Linked DNA regions of Mus musculus: region 2 is linked to region 1. A link is a loop called in an ENCODE intact Hi-C map of the cell type or tissue named here. Cell type or tissue: heart. All regions are shown on one strand. Links, peaks and the distances in the headings refer to the core of each region. The heading gives the core; the rest is flanking DNA.

Region 1 (9,910 bases), core at 1,098-9,097:
GCCCCGCCCCATACCCCCGTGATTTTAGTTCGTGTCGTTATGTCTTATGCAAAGTAGACAAAACCCATTAGGGTTTGCTTTTTTGTGAGATGCTTTTCATCCACACCATTAAGCAATGCTCTCTGCCTCTTGATGTGAGAGCAAATCCTTTAATCTTCACTTGTAGCTTGCAACTTTTCAGCCCTCTGGTATTTTTGCCTTTTAAGTTTTATACTTCCTGTTGCTGGCCTGGTTTTTAAGGGCTATTTTCTGATACAAAGATTCCACACTACTTTTAATTTCTAATGTTTAAAAGTTACATGTACATCTGAGTGTGGGTTTGCTCCCGAGCCAGCATTGCCCTTGGAAACTGTAAGCGGCTGCCATATTCCTTGGAGCTGAAGGTGCCTGATGTGGGTGCTGGGAATTGAATGGGGGTCCTCTGCAGGTTCTGTGCATACTTTAAATCTCAGGATTGTCTGTCTGTCCAGAGCCAACTGCACTGTTCTCAAAAAGACTGGTTTGATGAATGAAGTCAAGGTGAGAAAGTCTTAGCCAGTTTCTGATTTATATCAATTAAATTACTTGGAAATGTATACTTAGATGGGGAAACAACGTCCTAAACTCACTCTCTTGTGTCCTGGAGTGCTGGGTTTTGCCTGGACATGCAATATAAACTGAGAATGTTCCCAGTGACTTTTTTACTAAAAAGGGAAATTAGACTTCCTGAAGCTCTGTCTTTGCACATGGAGGCTGATACGATTTCTGTTTGCTACATGAAAACCGTACTTTTCACGAGGCTAGGGTTCCCATAGGAGACTTTGTGACTTAGTCTATTTCTGTATATCTTTGCCAAACGTTAGAGTCACCATACTCGTTATAAAAATGTGTTAATACTGGCATAAACACAAAGACGATTTTATCTGCATGATTTTAGTGAACCGTTTGGACACAATTAGAAATTCTTGCAAAATGTGTTTGTCATCTGTTTTTCCTTTTTTTTATTATGCTCTTAATATAGTTTGCCCAAATTCCTCAGCAAAAATTTCTATCTGTCAGTCTTCCTGGCAGAAGACGACGGTGAGATTTTCACAATGAAAAAGAAACCAAAGCCTTTTGAATGATATTATGTGTTTTGGGACAAGGGCCGCACCTGAGATCACAGCTGCCAGCAGATGGCAGCACCCCTTCATGGAATCTGCTCGGCAGACACATGGCAAGTAAAGAGATACCCCAGTGAAATCACATGCCATTTCTGAGAAACGCGATAGCCTTGGCCGAGAAGGAGCCCCATTTACCATGATCTGGCCGCTACTATCTCATCTCTCTGTTCTGTTTGATTATTCTGCAGCTCAGCATTTTGCATACACCAGCCTACAAGTCTCTCATATGGCTACCGAGTATGTGTGGAGTTCACTCCTTCAGCAGTAACCCTCATGCAGCGCTTTGCTGTGTCTTCATTTCTGTTGGCTCATGTACTTGCCTAAGTGATGTTTTTTAATGTTGTGTACTGAATGATGAGAAAACTCTGAGGCCCGATACATTAGTATTCTATCAAAATAAAAAATTGGCGGACTGAAGGGATGACCTGGAGTTTATTTCAAGTACCATGCCAGGTGGCCCACAATTGCCTGTAACTCCAGCTCCAGGGGATCTGATGCCCTATTCTGTTTTCCTTAGGTATCCATCCCCACAGATACAGAGCTTGTGCAAACGCATGCGCGCATTCTCTCCCTCTCTCTCTCTCCCTCTCCCCCCCTCTCTCTTTCTCTCTCATACACTCACCACCCCCCTACACCAATAAAAAATAAAAACAAATCTTTAAATATGAATTTGGAGCCTGTGGACACCACAGGAGCTCTTTTGCTTGTGGCGGGTTGGCTGTCTGCTCTTTCTTTATTTCCTGCTTCCTGGGGCCCAGTGGGATGCTTCTAGAATAACACTGGATTCTTACTTACAACATCTACTTGTGAAGTATGGTAGATTTCCGGAGACTGGCTAGATATGGAAACTTCCAAGTCCTTTGAGGCCTATTTAAAAATATATTTTTTTTCCTTCCACAGGAAAGTCTCTCTGGCCTTATGGATGTTCATGTATTAGAATACTTTTGGCTAGAATAGAAAACTCATCCCAAATTGTCTTAAATAATAAGTATATATATATTAATGATAAGGTTCCCAAATGAAGTAATCTTCTGAATCAGTTAATTCAGAGGCTAGACCATGTCCTTGGGCATAGGTTCATTGAGGTCTTTGTCAATTGCTCATCCTTTTTTCTGGTTTTCAGACTGTTGTATGTCAGATCATCACATCAATGCCTGGGTAGCCTGTCTTTGAACAGACCACCAAAGAGAGGCCAGGAATCAAGCAGCTTTCCAGGAGCGATCATTTGGCTCAGGCAGAGTGCCTGGAGAAATTCACAATGTTTACTGTGGAATATTTGGAACTCTTTTTTACCCTAACCCTGTCTTTAAGTAGGTTCCCATGTTCTGTCAGTCCCTTGGAAGTTTGAACACAAAGTGTCAAAAGAGTTGCTATGTCTGACTGGAAGATGTCTTTTTTGTTGGTGAGTAAAAAGGTGGACTCTGAATTTACAAAGCTTTTGGATGAATAGGTGTCTAAAATGGTGTTCTGATGGCTACACTGAAATTATTCCACTAATTATTTGAACTGCATGAAGCAGGTTTTTGTTTTTTAATAATGGTGAAACTTAAGAGAGACTTTAATTTTTTAAAAAATTTTATTTCTCTAAGTTTTCTGTTTTTTTTTTAATTGGATATTTTATTTATTTATATTTCAAATGTTAACCCCTTTCCCAGTTTCCCCTCTGGAAACCGGCTACCCCATCCTCCCTCTCCCTGATTCTATGAGGGTGTTCCTCTACCAACCCACCCAATCCTGCCTCTTTGCCCAGGCATTCCCCTACACTGGGGCATTGAACACCTTCAGGCCCAAGGGCCTCACCTCCAATTTATGTCCAGCAAAGCCATCCTCTGCTACTTGTGAGTTAATTGGTTGGTGGTTTAGTCCTTGGGAGCTCTGGGGGGGGGGGTCTGATTGGTTGATATTGTTATTCTTCCTATGGGGTTTCAAACTGTTTCAGCTCCTTCAGTCCTTTCTTTAACTGCTCCTCTGGGGATCCTGTGCTCAATCTAATGGTTGGCTGCTGGCATTGGCCTTGTATTTGTCAGGTGCTGTGGACTGTACTCAGTCGGCCCCTCAACCCACGGGAGAATCAGAATCCCAGTACCCATGTGGGCAAGAAGTCATCGGGGTGACAAACAGACGCGAACAGAATGGAATGTTGATCTGATTGTAATTTCTCAAAGCAAGCATCAGACTTATATTACAGAAGAAAACAAGGAAGTTAGGTGATACATTAAGGTCAGCCAAGGTACAGTGAGGCTGTCCAATGCAAAATGACTCTTTACACAAAACAGAAAAACGCATACACAAAAGCTAACAGGAACCAGGCAGTGTTTACAACTGGGATAAAAAGCAGCCCCACCTAAGGTTAGCTTATTCTTAGAAACCAGGGGCAAGGGCTTCATGCCCTTGCCATAGTTCCAATTCTAGTATATTGTATGATCCATCTTCTCCCTAGGCCATTATAAATTCCTGTATATGGGAGTGATTCATCTGTTAGTCTAAGTATTTACTCTAGCTCCTTCTTAGACCACAGCCTTCCTTCTTCCTAGCCCATTGTAAATTCCTGCACATGGGAGTGACTCGGCTGTTATTCTAAGCTTACTTTGTAGACTAACCCTGAGATTTCTAGCTCTTTTCCAGTAAATTGTAATGCCTGATTTCTTTCACCATCTCTCTGTCAACACTGGAGGCTTTTCATCTGAATAAGTAGCATTCTTACAAAATTCAAAGCCCAAGGTTGGCCCAACGATTTCCTAGGATATTGGAACACTGGTGGAGGCTAATCTAACTTAGGTATATGTCAAAATCATTCCTTGGAGGCACTTATAATAAAACAATATTGAAAGAAAATACACAGATTCATTCACAAACTGATATAGGGACAAGTTTGGAGCATTCATGCTAAGGGATGCCAAGACTAATAGGAGACTAAGTTTCTGTAAAACTCTTTGCCTCAAAACTGTGTCCAAGCATTTGGGCTTGCCACACAGACTCCACTGGAGTGGGTGTGGCAGTCAGGCTCTGGCAGAGCTTCTCAGGAGATACTTGTACCAGGCTCTTGTCAGCAAGCACTCCTTGGCATCTGCTGTAGTGTCTAGGTTCGGTGACTGCATATTAAGTGGATCCCCTGGTGGGGCAGACTCTGGATGGCCTTTCCTTCAGTCTCTGCTCCACACTTTGTCTCTACATTTCCTTCCTTGAGTATTTTGTTTCCCCTTCTAAGAAGAACTGAATCATCCACACTTTGGTCTTCCTTCTTCTTGAGCTTCCTTTGGTCTGTGAATTGTATCTTGGGTATTCCAAGCTTTTGGGCAAATAGTCACTAATCAGTGAGTACATACCATGTGTATTTTTTTTTGTGATGGGGTACCTCACTCAGAATGATGTTTTCTAATTCCATTCATTTGCCAATAAATAAATAAATAAATAAATAAATAAATAAATAAATAAAATCATGAATTCCTTGTTTTTAATAGCTGAGTAGTACTCCATTGCATAAATGTAGCACATTTTCTGTATCCATTCCTCTGTTGAGTGACATCTGGGTTCTTTCCAGCTTCTGGCTTTTATAAACAAGGCTACTATGAACATAGTGGATCATGTGTCCTTGTTATATGTTAGAGCATCTTTTGGGTATATGCCCAGGAGTGGTATAGCTGGTTCCACAGGCAATACTATGTCCAATTTTCTGAGGAACCACCAGACTGATTTCCAGAGTGGATGTACCAGCTTTCAATCCCACCAGCAATGGAGGAGTGTTCCTCTTTCTCCGCATCCTTGCCAGTGTCTGCTGTCATGTGAGTTTTGGATCCTAGCCATTCCGACTGGAAGTAAGGTGGAATCTCAGGGTTGTTTTGATTTGCACTTCCTGGATGAATAAGGATGTTGAGCATTTCTTTAGGTGCTTCTCAGCCATTTGGTATTCTTCATATTAATAATTTAATAGGGTTACTTGGTTCTCTGGAGTCTAAATTTATGAGTTCTTTGTATATATTGGATATTAGCCCTCTATCAGATGTAGGGTTGGTAAAGATCCTTTCCCAATCTATTGGTTGCTGTTTTGTCCTATTGACAGTGTGCTTTGCCTCACCATATATCCCCCTCTGTGAAGCAAAAGATTAAGTACAAACTGTGCTATTTGGAGATCCCATGGCCTATGCTGGGCCTATGCTTTTTGCCTTGTTGGTGCCCTTGCTAGATTGGCCTTCCATCACTCCTTTTATGAAAGTCACATTCACAGAACAATGGAAGCAAATTTTTATTCCTCTTGACTGGGAAAGAGAACTAGAAGCTTTGCAATTTTATGAGGTCCCATTTGTTGATTGTTGATCTTAGAGTATAGGCCAGTGGTGTTATGTTCTGGAAAATTCCCCCTGTGCTAATGTCTTCGAGATTCTTTTCTACTTTCTCTTCTATTATATTCAGTGTATCTGGTTTTATATGGAGGTCCTTGATCCACTAGGACTTGAGCTTTCTACACGGACATTAGAATGGATTGATTTGCATTCTTCTACATGCTGACTTCCAGTTGAACCAGCACTATTTGTTGAAAATGTTGTTTTTTTCCACTAGATGGTTTTATTTCCTTTGCCAAAGATCAAGTGATGATATGTGTGTGGGTTCATTTCTGTTCCATTGATTTACCTGACTGTAAATGTATCAATACCATACAGGTTTTATCACTATTGTTCTATAATATAGCTTGAGGTCAGGGATGGTGATTCCCCCAGAAGTTATTTTTTTGTTGAGACTACTTTTTACTATCCTGAGTATTTTGTTATTCCAAATGAATTTGAAAGTTGCTTTTTCTAACTTTATGAAGAATTGAGTTGGAATTTTGATGGGGATTGCATTGAATTTGCAGACTGCTTTCAGCAAGATAGCCATTTTTACTATATTAATCCTGCCAATTCTTGAGCATGGGAGATCTTTCTATCTTCTGAGATCTTCTTCGATTTCTTTCTTCAGAAACTTGAACTTCTTGTCATACAGATTTTTCACTTCCTTAGTTAGAGTCACACCAAGGTATTTTATACTTGCTTGTTTAGAGTCATACCAAGATATTTTATATTATTTGTGACTACTGTGAAGGGTGTCATGTCCCTAATTTCTTTCTCAGCCTATTTATCCTTTGACTATAGGAAGGCTCTTGATTTGTCTGAGTTAATTTTATATCTGGCCACTTTGCTCAAGTTGTTTATCAGCTGTAGGAGTTCTCTGGTGGAATTTTGGGGGTCACTTAAGTATACTATCATATCATTTGCAAATAGTGATATTTGACTTCTTTCTTTCCAGTTTGTATCTGTTTGACTTCCTTTTGTTGTCTAATTGGTTTGGCCAGAACTTTGAGTATTATATTGAATAGGTAGAGAGAGAGTGGGCAGCCTTGTCTAGTCCTTTATTTTCGTTGGATTGCTTCAAGTTTCTCTCCATTTAGTTTGATATTGGCTACTGGTTTGCTGTATATTGCTTTTATTATGTTTAAGTATGGGCCTTGAATATCTGATCTTTCCAAGACTTTTATCATGAATGGTTGTTGGATTTTGTCAAATGCTTTCTCAGCATCTAATGAAATGATCATGTAATTTTTTTTTTCTTTGAGTTTGTGTATGTGATTACATTGATGGATTTTCGTATATTGAACCATCCCTGCATCCCTGGAATGAAGCCTACTTGATCATGATGGATGATTGTTTTGCTGTGTTCTTAGATTCAGTTTGTGAGAATTTTATTGAGTATTTTTGCTTCAATATTCATAGGGGCAATTGGTCTGAAGTTCTCTTTCTTTGTTGGGTCTCTGTGATTATGTATAAGCATACTTGTGGCCTCATAGACTGAATCTGGTAGTGTTCCTTCTGTTTCTATTTTGTGGAAGAGTTTGAAGAGTATTGGTATTAGGTCCTCTTTGAAGATTGTGTGCCCTTCCTCTAACCTTGAGTAGGCTAAACAAATCCCTGATGGTTTTATAACCTGGCTGGCATTGAGCCTGGTTTCACTTCATTTGCAATTTCCTCCCTTCCATACCAGAACTTTGAGGAGTTCACTGACTTCTGAGCTTGCTTTGCAACTCAATCCAGCTGAAACAAAGGATGGGTTTTGCCTATATAAAGGCAGTGCTAAAAATTAAACTTTGAGCCCTGAAATCTTTGTCTTGGCTTCATCCTTCTCTTGCCTGCCTGTCCTTTTTCATTTGCAGACTACCTTTCAAGTACCCAGTTCTCCATGGCTGCTGGACAGCTATAGAAGATCTGATAGAATTCTGGACTAAACCCATCTAGATCTGGGCTTTTTTTGGCTGGGAGATTTTTAATGATTCTATTTCTTTGGGTGTAATGGGATGGTTTAGATAGTTTACCTGATCCTGACTTAACTTTGGTAGCTGGTATCTGTCTAGTAAAGTGTCCCTTTCATCCATATTTTCAAGTTTTGTTTAGTATAGGCTTTTGAAGTAGGATCTAATAATTTTTTGGTTTTCCTTAGTTTCTGTTGTTATATCTTCCTTTCCACTTCTGGTTTGTTAATTTGGATACTTTCTCTGTGCCTTCTGGCTAGTCTGGATAAGAGTATCTCTACCTTGCTGATTTTTTTCAAAGAACCAGCTCCTGGTTTTATTGATTCTTTGTATAGTTCTTTTGTTTCTACTTGGTTGAATTCTGCCCTGAGTTTGATTATTTTTTGCTGTCTACAACTCCCAGGTTTATTTGCTTCTTTTTGTTCTAGAGCTTTCAGATGTGCTGTCAAACTGCTAGTGTATGCTCTCTCCAGTTTCTTTTCAGAGTCACTCAGAGCTATGAGTTTTCTTCTTATCGCTGCTTTCATTGTATTAAGTTTGGGTATGTTGTGCTTTGTTTTCATTAAATTCTAAAGTCTTTACTTTCTTCCTTTATTTCTTCCTTGACCAAGTTATCATCGAGTAGAGTGTTGTTCAGCTTCCATGTGTATGTGGGTTTTCTGTTATTCTGTTTTGTTGTTATTGAATACCAGCCTTAGCCCATGGTGATCTGATAGGATGCATGGGATTATTTCAATCTTCTTGTGTCTGTTGAGATCTATTTTGTGACCAAATAATGGTCAATTTTGGTGAAGGTACCATGAGGTGCTGAGAAGAAGGTATATTTTTTTGTTTTAGGATGAAATGTTCTATAGATAACTGCTAAATCCACTGGGCTCATAACTTCTGTTAGTTTCACTGTGTCTCTGTATAGTTTCTGTTTCCATGATCTGCTCATTGCTTAGGGCGGGATGTTGAAGTCTCCCACTATTATTGTGTGAGGTGCAATGTGTGCTTTGAACTTTAGTAAAGTGTTTTTTTTTTTTTTTTTTTTTGTGTGTGTGTGTGTGTGTGTGTGTGTGTGTGTGTGTGAGAATATAGATGCCCTTTCATTTGAAGCATAGATGTTCGGAATTGAGAGTTCATCTTGGTATATTTTTCCTTTGATGAGTATGAAGTGTCCTTCCTTATCTTTTTTGACAACTTTCTGTTGAGAGTCAATTTTATCCAATATTACAATGGCTACTCCAGCTTGTTTCTTGGGACCATTTTCTTGGCAATTTTTTTTCTAGCCTTTTATTCTGAGGTAGAGTCTCTCTTTGTCACCGAGGTGCATCTCCTATATGCAGCAAAATTCTGGGTCCTGTTTATGTATCCAGTCTTTTGGTCTATGTCTTTTTATTGGGAAATTGAGTCTATTGATGTTAAGACATATTAAGGAAAAGTGATTGTTGGTTCCTGTTGTTTTTGCTGTTAGTGATGGAATTATGTTTGTGTGATTATCTTCTTTTGGGTTTGTTGAAAGAAGATTACTTTCTTGCTTTTTCTAGGGTGTAGTTTACCTCCTTGCATTGGAGTTTTCCATCTTTTATCCTTTGTAGGTCTGGATTTGTGGAAAGATACTGTGTAATTTTTTTTTTTTTTTTTTTTTTTTTTTTTTGCCATGGAATATCTTGTTTTCTCCGTCTATGGTAATTGAGAGTTTTGCTGGGTATAGTAGCCTGGGCTGGCATTTGTGTTCTCTTAGGGTCTGTATGACATCTGTCCAGGATCTTCTGGCTTTTATAGTCTCTGGTGAGAAGTCTGGTGTAATTCTCATTGGTCTGCCTTTATATATTACTTGACCCTTTTCCCTCATTGCTTTTAATATTATTTCTTTGTTTTGTGCATTTGGTGTTTTGATTATTATGTGATGAGAGGAATTTCTTTTCTGGTCCAATGTATTCAGAGTTCTGTGGTCTTTTTGTATGTTTCTGGGCATCTCTTTCTTTAGGTTAGGGATTTGTTGAAGATATTTGCTGGCCCTTTAAGTTGGGAATCTTCACTCTCTTCTACACCTATTATTGTTAGGTTTGGTCTTCTCATTGTGTCCTGGATTTCCTGGATGTTTTGGGTCAGGAGACTTTTGCCTTTTCTTTGACCTTTTTGTCCATGTTTTCTATGGTATCTTCTGCCCCCAAGATTCTCTCTTCTATTTCTTATATTCTGTTGGTGATGCTTGCATCTATGGCTCCTGATCTCTTGTGTAGGTTTTTTATCTCTAGGATTTTCTCCCTTTGTGGTTTCTTTATTTTTTCTATTTATATTTTCAGATCATGGATGGTTTTGTTCAATTCCATCACCTATTTGGTTGTGTTCTCCTGTAATTCTTTAAGGGATTTTTGTGTTTTATCTTTAAGGGTTTCTAGCTGTTTACCTGTGTTCTCCTGTATTTCTATAAGGGAGTTATTCATGTCCTTCTTAAAGTCTTCTATCATTATGAGATGTGATTTTAAATCTGAATCTTGCTTTT
Region 2 (9,910 bases), core at 1,387-9,386, 840 kb after region 1:
GGCATACATAAACCTATGCTCTAGATTTATTTTCCCATCTTTAATTTAGTTCCCCACCCCATCTTTCTTTCTCCCCTTTGAGGTCTTTTCCTCTAATGTAACCACAGTCATATCCCTCTGCGTCTTCTCATCTCTCATATATGGCTTGAGACTAAGTGAGTCTGAGTCCTCATCAGAGCTGAGACCTGAGGCAGGAATGTAAAGGATGCTTTTTAGCACAGTGGGCTGATGGAGAAGCAAACTTCTGTGTACTCCCCAAGCTTCAACAGTTTAAAGTAGAGAGATTGTATACAAGATCTGGAGCCTGCCAAGAGTGAGTCCCAGATGCCACATTCCTATCTTCCTAACTTCTACAGGTTTTTAAATTATTATTTCTGACTTGGGTTCTGATATGCATCACTACTGTGGGGTGTACACTCAGAGAGCCTGTTTTCAGGAATGTCTCAGGCACCATGGCATTCCATTCAAGTACTGACTATTACTCTAGGACCTGTGGTGCTACTTTATAAGGGGATTGCAACACACTTTTGTTTCAGAGGTGATGAGACTTTAATTAATTTATCTAAGGACACACTGCAAGTTAGTGCTGGCAATGGATGCTGAAAACCTTCCCCATGTATCTTTGCTATTTTATCTTAAGCTTAACTGATGACTTCCTATCAGTACACAGGTTGCTATTTTCGCATCCATCATGCACACACAAAATAGCACATTTTAAAAGTTAGACTTCTGCCAGTCTTAGCAGATTTGATTTTGTTTTACAGTGTCATCTGTGGTTTGGTGCCTTGAAGTCAGAAAGTAAAGTTGATTCTTAAGCACAGAAAGGGAAAACAGAGCCAGACAAGCATGCATAGGATTCTAAGACCCCGTCCTCTTAGTGCTCTTCCTTACAGCCCTGCTCTACCGCTCAAGTCTGCATTTCCTTGCTCTCCTGGGCTATTTTGACTGACCCTGTGTTGGAAGCAGACCCGCAGCTCACATGAACTGGGTTTCACCTGGGAAGCATGCAGGGGCTGAAAAGAGAGGGGAACTAGGCATTCGAAAGAAAAACGGGAGCTAAGTCAAGATTCCTGATCAAAGCTCAAATGTTTAATGGCAAATGCGCTTATAAAGGGGTTGGGAGGCCCATTCCCACACCAGTTCATTCTTGGAGCCTGGAACCAGCTGCAGGTGAAGACCAGGTGATGACATGCAGGATAGGGTGTAGTCTCCAGAATAGCACAGTGGCCTCTCAGCGGGTATCAGCGGTTGAACAATAGAGTGATCTAGGGAGGAAGGCTCCACCCTAAGTAATCTTAGTGACAGCAAGGTCAAGGTCTGGCTCAGCCTGCTTCGAGGCTGGGGGAGGTTACAACCCTGCCTCTTGTCCTCCTCACCGTGCACTGAGCCTCCCTATCTGTGGTCCTCTTCATACCAGATGACAGTATTGACAATGGGACATGTAACTTGTGGTTTTACTAGCTACCTCTAAGGGGGAGAATAAATTTTCCTGTACTAGAAACTTTTGTCATATAAGCAGAGCACTCTGAGAGAGTCTTGGCAACCTACAATCTACATTTTGTATCCTGCCATTTTGATCCCATACCATATGCTGAAATAAAGTTACAAAGTCTGTTTGTTATCTATTGTTACCATGACAAAGCACCATAGATCTTGTGCCCTTAAGTCACAAAAATTCAATTTCTCATAATTCTAAAGATCAGAAGTTCAAGACCAAGATGTAAGTTGATTTCTCATGAGCTTTCTCTCAGAACATCTGAAATTTAGCCTCAGGTCTCCATATCATCATGGATGATGGGCTTTCCTGCTGTAGTACAGGGAGAAAATGATTTGGCCCTGAAGGTGGAGGTAATGAAGCTTGTGAAAACTCTGTCTGCCTCAGTGAGTGCTGGCCGGTTTTGAGGCTGTTCACTGAATAAAATATTAACGACTCAAAGGGGAAGAGCCATGTAACTTACATGCCAGCAGATTGGTCCAAGTATTATAGCCTTCCATATTTTCTGAACAATGTTCAGTGATGGCTTGGAGGAGCAAGGGGGCTGGCCAAGGGGGTGGGGCAGAGCTTGTAGATGCTGACGTCTTCATGTGTCATTGGATGACCTCTTCTTGTGATACCATTTAGTGTCCCAGTTTTTTCAGATGGGGACACCAAACATATTGGTCAGACTCCAGCATAATTACACATTAATTATGTCATTTAAGGTCCTTTCCTAAACAATAAGAAACAAACAAACAACAAAAAGGTCACATTCTAAATAACTGGGAGTTAGTGTTTTATTAGTGAATTTGTGGGCGAAGACATTTAGCCAAAGCACTTGAAAGAGCTCATTCTCAAGGCTAACACTCCCATTTCATTTCACATCATAGTAAATCTGGAGAGGACTTGGAAGTTAGACCAGCGGTGATGAGATCTGTTATGTGTCCTGCAGCCCAGGGTTTGTCTCACAGACGCCTAAGTTAGTCTGTTCCTTCCGAGTCACACTAATAGCACTCCACAGGGTTGACCTGCAGTGTCCTAGAAAAGAAGCATCATTTACACTAGTTTTACAGCATAGTATTTTCCCAGACCCCTTTGATTTGAGTTGTTGGGCATTCGTGCATGTGTAACTGCAGACCGCTGTTAACCTTGAGTGATAATCCTTATACTGAGATTTATTGTTAAACATTTTTTTCCAGACTACAATGAATATTCAATTTTTTTCCAGTCTATAATGAATATTCAATTAGTTTTCCCAAGAAGACCATATATAATCTTGCCCTTTTGTTTGTTTGGTTTCAAGATGGGGTCTCATATGACCCAGGCTGACTTTGAAGTCACTATGCTGCTGAAGATCCTCTTAAATTCCTGACTTCCCTGCCTCCACCTCTCAAGCGCTGGATGACAAGTGTGCATCACCATGCTTTCCTTCTACAACCATATTATACAATTTCCAGGTACCACTACTACCTTGGTTTCCTTTATGGCACAGTAATCTGTATAAATTAAGAAAAAAATTACTATACTATTTATCTACCGGTTCTTTAGTGGTTTAGTAAGATATTGGTTTAGTGAGTTCCCTTGAGTCTCTGAGCCAGTGCTAGCATTGTCTTGAATAGTAGTTGAGTGATAGGCTGATGAAGAGCCAATATGAATTCTGGGTCAAAATGCATATAAATCTAGCAAGTCATAAGCCAGGGAAATCAACAGAGTAGTTATAACTCATTTGGATGGCACTGATTTTGCTGAGAGCAAGTAAAGTTTTATACTGTACTGAAAAATATACTGAAACATACCCAACCCAAATAGTGCTTAGTTTTAGATAGCAGGAACTTAGGTAATTCTACTTTTCCTCTTCTGTGATTTGCTGTATTTTTCAACGGAACAATATATTTTATTTTTATAGTCAGTAGAAAAAAAATTCATGGAAATTTGTTTGAAAAAGAATAAAAATACACAAATAATCAGTCTAGCACATAATTGGTTAAATTTAACGAGCAATTTGGTATGTTATTCTAAGTCTGTTTGTTTTTTCAAAGTGGCAAAACATATGACCTTAAAATGGCTGCGTTAAACTCTGTAGAGATAGAGGTTGAAGGCTACTTAAACAAGAACATATACACACAAGGCAATCATGGAGAAAGACAATATACCCACAACAAAGCCCTGCAACTTCCTGGTTGACAAAAAGGCTCCTGTGCTCTGGTTCAGAAAGAAGACTTCCAGGCAGGGTCTTAAGCTTTCCTGTCAGACCATTCTGCTGGCTCGTAAGCAGGGTATACCCTCTCATTTGTTGGGGCATGGACACTGACATCTTCTCCATATCTGTTGGAGACAAAGCAGTTGTTAGAGAACAAAAATAGATTGAAAGGGAAGGTTCTAGAACCTATTTCATAGAAGCAGAAAACATTTACTTGGTATTGACAGAACATAAGGTGAGAAACAATTCCCTGTAAGTAAAAGAATTCTACAAATGGTAGAAAGATTCACTAATGTGTTCAGAAAATAACTTACAGGACCCAGCATCAGTCATCGCGTACCCTGGGTATGTAATTGGGAATGAGACAAGGTCCCTGACTTCCTGGTGTTTAAAACCTAGTGGACAAGAGGCAGGATACATAAGGAAATAAACAACAGGCAAAACAACTGTCCCTGTAAATCAAATCACATAGCTATACACTTTCCTTGGATTAGTTATAAGAGTAACAGTGCATGATACTAATGAAGACAATGTTTAGCATAAACATTTTATATTAGGTCTAATAAAGGATGAGGAATACCTTGCCGCTTCTTAAAATGTATTTATTTTCTGTCTAATTACCTGCTTCCTGAACTGGGGATTGAACCTGGGAACTTGAGTATGTCACCTGCTCCATCAAGGAGCCACATTGCTTGCCCCTGCCTTGCCCTTTTAAATGAGGAAACCAAACCAGCAATTTAAATAATATAAGCAAAAAAATTCATTGAAAATTTAAATACTGCAAAACTAGCTACAACAAGAAGAAATTACTAATCTAAAGGGTACTTTAAAAAAGTATTCTGAGCACTTTTATTCCTTTAGATTTCTCTCATCTTTAACCACATAAATAGAGTAAATACATTTAATTTTCATTTCTATATTATCTTTGACTTCTTTGCAAATGTCAGAACATTTCTCAGTCTTGACTTGACCAGCCCCTATAGAGGCAGTGTAAACCCATTTTCTGAAAGGCAACAAGGATGGGTGGGAAAAAGAAAAACAAATTTTGTCAGTGGTGAAATATGCCCAGATCCAACCTTCACTAACCCCATTGTGTAAAACATTGAGAATATTATGAAGAGGAGGCTTACAAGTGTAAATACACTTATTCTCAATGAAATCAACACCGTCCGGCTGATTTGTAACTACTCCCTTAATGCTGCTATAAAGTTTATTGCAGTGAAAACACTGGTTCTACAGATTGCTTTCCTCTTCCTCAGGATGCGTTTGACCTTCGTGGCAATGCTGCTATAAATCTCATAGCCCAACAACCCCTTGTCTGCAAGTGATTTCAAGCACTATCATAAAAATGAAACAGACAGACTTAATTTGAGTTCCAGACTTGAGGAAACTCAACTAAAATATTAGCATAATTTCACTGGGGATGGAGGAAATTGTTAAAATATGTGAATTCTTGAGGGCCTGCAATTTGAGCTGTCCTTTTTTTCTGGCTCTTGGGTGCCACCCAGTGATTAGTTTAGTGGCAAGTTTCTACAGGGCCTGTGAAGCTCAGACAGTCAGAGAAGGGGACAAGGTTGTGAGAGTGGCGAGAGCCACTTTCATAAATTCAATTTGTGGTTAAAGAGTCTTTTCTTAACTTTCATCCCAGGTTGAAGGAGCTGAACATAGAGGATACAGTCACCTTCAATATGTAGACACTGTAGCTGACCCTTTCTGTGAATAAGCAAAAAAACGATATTTAAAATCCAGACCAGATTTTAGCCAGGCAGTAGAGAGGACCAGCCTAGGGAATTCCTGGTCCTTCCTAAGCTCATTCTAAATCTTTCTCTGTACCTGTCTGTGCTGTCCAGTTGCTCTCCCCAGAGTCTGTTTCTGTATCACAAAGGCAGGATGCTCCCTCACCCAGCATGACATCATTATCTCAAAGGCCAGGCAGCTTCTTACCCAGGAGTTAAGTATACAGGCACGACCAAGCACTTTCTTCTACCTTACATACCAACTGCAGATTAATTTTATGTAGATTAGATTCTTTAACAATGCTACATAGTTAGAAATATTGGACTGGGGATTAGTGACATGCTTGGGAGTCAAAACAATAGATACAGATACTCAAAATATAATTAGATAGATGACAGATGGGTGGATAGATGATAGACAGACAGATGATAGACAGACAAACAAATACATGTTACATCAACTACTTTATTTACCTTTGTCTTACTTTCCTTGTGCTAACTTCTCCCAGTACATCTAGTCTGTACTTGGCCAGGGACATATATGAAGGAGCAAGTGAACTGCTGTCCTCAAGCCAACTCCTCTTTGCTCAGCTGCTATTGCATGGTTTCTGAAAGGGAAAAGTATAGAAGATGATCTTCAGGCACCCACAGTCTTTCCATTGTTCTTCCACAGCACGCCCCCTGTGTCACTTCTCAGCCCTTTATCTTCCTACTGTCTGAGATCTACAAATCTCAGTGCCTGAAGAGAGTAAAGCACAGAGCTGTTTGTGATAGTGGCGGTGCCAGTAGCTCTGTTGTCAACCTATGGAGTCAAAACAACAAACTCATAGATAGGAACTAGGAACCACCAGATGGGTCTGACTGGAGGATGCCAAAGTAGACATATCACCTGGAGTGGCCTGTGACCTGTCCCATGTGACTTGAAGAAGATAGAGATCCTCTTTGCTATTATCTAAGCTCATCACCTTTCTTCTGGGTCACTTCCAACAGTCAGGAAGTGGAGGCAAGATCCTCAGGAATCTAAAACCTCCTCCATTACAAAGCAAGTTCAAAACCAGGTTGGAATAGGAGGCCCATTTTTACAAAACATTTGGGGCTTTGATGAGATTAGTCTCTTTAGTCCATCTAGTAATCTATTGATTGCTTACGTATTTCATGTCCTGTGTATTTGTGTGTCGCTTAAAATTTATAATCACTATTTATTGTTATTATCTTCTCTTTCATGCTTGCATAAACTGGGGCACAGTACCTCCCATGGGAGAGAAACTTTTACTCTTGTTCTTAGAAAGGCTCTGCTTCCTTAAGGAAATGTCAGATGAGCATGTCATCCCATTGATACAGCAGCCAGAACAAACCCATCTTTAAATAATGACATCACCAATATATTGGATAAAATTGTTTCCTAGTCCTGATTGTCAGAAGCTGTCAATTAGATTAGGACATAATTACTATTTGTCCCCCACCCTATAACTGAACAAACTGTCCTTTTATTTGTGAACTGTTAATAACCATAATTCTCATAGAATGAGGTCAACAATTGACTTATTTTGTTCAGGAATGAACGGCTTCCTATTTGTGATAGGAAGACAGCTATGTTTCTGCCTTTCTAGAAAGTATTAGAAGATGGTTTGCAGAAACTTTTGAAGAAACGTTGGAAACGTTATATTATTTGCAATGTAAATAAAAATGGCCAATGCTGTCTCCCGAGTTCTCTGTGAAGCAGAGCAGCACGTTCTGTGCTGAAGAAGGATCCACAATCAATTCCTTTCTGATTCCTCGCCTTCAACTGCAATGTGGACCAATAGAGGGCACCTTAATGCTCATCTGTGTTCATAAAGCTTTCTCTGAGGAAAAGTAGGCCAGGAATTATCTCCCTTTGGGGAGGATGGGATGTCAAAGATACAAATGGGTTGGTGTAAGACGGTCAGTGATGCTCAGGAAATATACATTCTGTGATTCAAAATTAACCTGAGCATTGACATCTTTTTAATCAGACATTAGCAGTCATCCACTTCTCAGTTGTGAAGAGAATTATCATCTCACTGTTCCTGCTAGATGTCACTCCACCAACAAAACCTTTCTCCACATTCTTTTCCTTCTCCTCACCTCTCACCTCCTTCTGTCTGTTTCATTCTTCTTTGTGGCACTGAAGAGATCATTCCTGTATGTGGTTCCTAATAGTTACCACCAGCTAAAATGTAAACTTCTGAAGGCAGAGCCATTTTCCATGCTGCAAAAGTATTTAACCAAGTAATCGGTGTAGGCATTAATATTACAAAGTCTTAGTAATTTGGTTAATGTAATTCTGTTTTTTTTAAGATTATATGAGTTGCATTCCTTATGCATAGTAAGATCTTGCTTTCTCCTGTTTTGATGCTACTATAACAAAATGCTCAAAAATAAATAGGCAACAAACAATAGGTTTATTCTTACATTTCAAAAGCTTGGAAGCCCTGAGTTCTTCCCTAGCTAGATACCACATGGTATATCATCCTGTGGTGGAAAGCACAAGGGAAAGAAACACAGACAGGGAACCGGCTGAATTCAACATTTTATCAAGGGTCTTGATAAAGGCACTCTCATGGTGCTGATTTAACACCTTTTTCAATTCACCTGTTAAAGTTCTCCCACTGTCAGTCAATGCTCTTGAAGCACATTTCAATTTCTAGAACATGAACTTTGGGAGTGTGCCCAAAGCATAGCAGTACTATAGGAATGTCTCACTGGCTTGGGGTGGGGGTGGGAGCAGCAGTTTTCCCATTGGTCCACACACAACCCTTCATTCTTCACCTCACTAAAAACATGAAACTAGAGTCAAGTTCTGTAATGGCTCATGGGTGGCCAAGATATCCTGTTAGGTTAAGTGATTCATGCATTTAATGATGCTCAGCATCCATAGAGGCCACTGTGATGCTTTCTAAAGACCCCCTTCCCCCGCCCTGCCCCCAAGGATTAAACCCTCAGTTTTTTTCTGGGCTGGACTGCTTCTGAGGTCAATCCTATACTTCAACCTGCATCCAGACTGCACCTTAACGAACAAAGACGAAGCTATTCTGTCTTTTCCGGGCTTAGAGCAAACCTCCTGTCTTTCTTTAGTATATTCTCCTAGACAATCATTGTCCTAAAGGAGATTTATAGCAAAGAATTTGATTTTAATTCAAATTAAAATTGTGTCATGTTCTCACTCCCACAATTTCTATCTGAACCTCGTGTTGAGTGTTCCTGAATCATGTCCTTGTCTTAAACCGTCAGAAGCCACAAGCCTGAGCTGAGTTAGCCAGAGTAGCCAGTGTTGTACAACTCTTCGGTTCTCATGGAGTGAGGTGCACTATTGACCTCTCACAGTAATTGTTATTCCAGAGTCCTTGAGTATTATCACAGTCTGATTGGAAGGAGCCTTGGACTCTGCATCAAGGAACTTGAAGATGACCAACTTTTCCCTGATCCTTGGACATTTGAAGGAGTTTGGCTGGTATAGCTGGACAAGGTCTGGCATGAAGAGGACTTCTGGGAGTAGTAGCCTGATGGGGACTCTGAAGCCAGGTCTGCCCAGGAAAATTAGGAAAAAAAGTGCTATGCTCACCTGATTTTTCACTTTCTAACTTTATTTTAAAATTTTTCTGCACTGAGAATCTGAAGGGACAAAGGGAAGAAAGATGACTGCTGGCTGCTATTCACCTGATGCCGAGGGAAATTCCTCCACAGGCAATTCTATGTTGTTTCCACACTGTCTTCCCTGGAACATCTTCAAGTTTTTTGTGACCATCAAGGTCCTTCATGTTTTGTTCCTGTCAGCCTTTTGGGTGCCCTGGACCTGACCCTTATAGTACTCGGGAAAATACTGTTGAATGAATCAACAGACATATGATTACATGGAATTCTAAAGTTTAAGAGAGTCTTCCTAATTAAGCAACAGCTTTATCAGCTGATGAATGAGCAAGCTCCTTTTAGACATACACAAACAGTAAAGAAGATAAGTTATTAGTTTGCCGAAAGTTGAAATACAGGGTCTAGAGTTTAAGTCCTGCTCCACACAAGGACACTGCATCTTTCCATATGGTATTATAACTGAACCTGGAGCCTTACACAAATAAGGAGGGCATTTGCTTTCTATTGTTACTGTTTTGGTTTTTGTTTGTTCCTTTGTTTTGAGATGAAGTCTTATTTTGTACTCCAGGTTGGTCTTGAAGTCAAGACTTTCTTGCTTCTGCCTACTAAGTGCTGAGATTACAGATGTGTGCCAGAAAAAGTGTGTGCAATATCATCCTGGTCACTGTAAGTTTTCTAATTGACTTTTCTTGCTGTAGTCAATTTCATGTTTTCAAAAGTCATTGCCTTGAGTGGCTGGGTTATGAGCAATTAAGTAGCATTTAATGCAGGGCTGTTGATAGACATTCTGTTCTTAGCACTGCTGAATACACTGAAAGTAAGATTTGCTCATGCTATTGTTTCTATTGTAAGACTGGTATAGATCAAACAGTCATCTCTTCATGTGGC

The links. A loop is a pair of places that touch in the nucleus more often than their neighbours do. Peaks named below come from ENCODE experiments on the same cell type or tissue, not always from the same donor. Only the 100,000 strongest peaks of a DNase experiment are listed, where the experiment ranks them.
Region 2: it touches region 1 in a loop (14-fold over the local background); 19 of 42 quality-filtered maps call a loop at or near these places.

Annotation. Positions count from the first base shown.
Region 1 is chr1:13,788,241-13,798,150 of GRCm38, forward strand. No RefSeq gene overlaps it. Among named protein-coding and RNA genes, the nearest start is that of Gm26273, 19 kb to the left of the region's middle. In heart, for the core only: a CTCF peak has its summit at 1,148 (motif pointing right); a DNase peak (open chromatin) is centred at 1,201.
Region 2 is chr1:14,630,881-14,640,790 of GRCm38, forward strand. No RefSeq gene overlaps it. Among named protein-coding and RNA genes, the nearest start is that of Msc, 120 kb to the right of the region's middle. In heart, for the core only: a CTCF peak has its summit at 5,193; no DNase peak of the experiment used is centred there.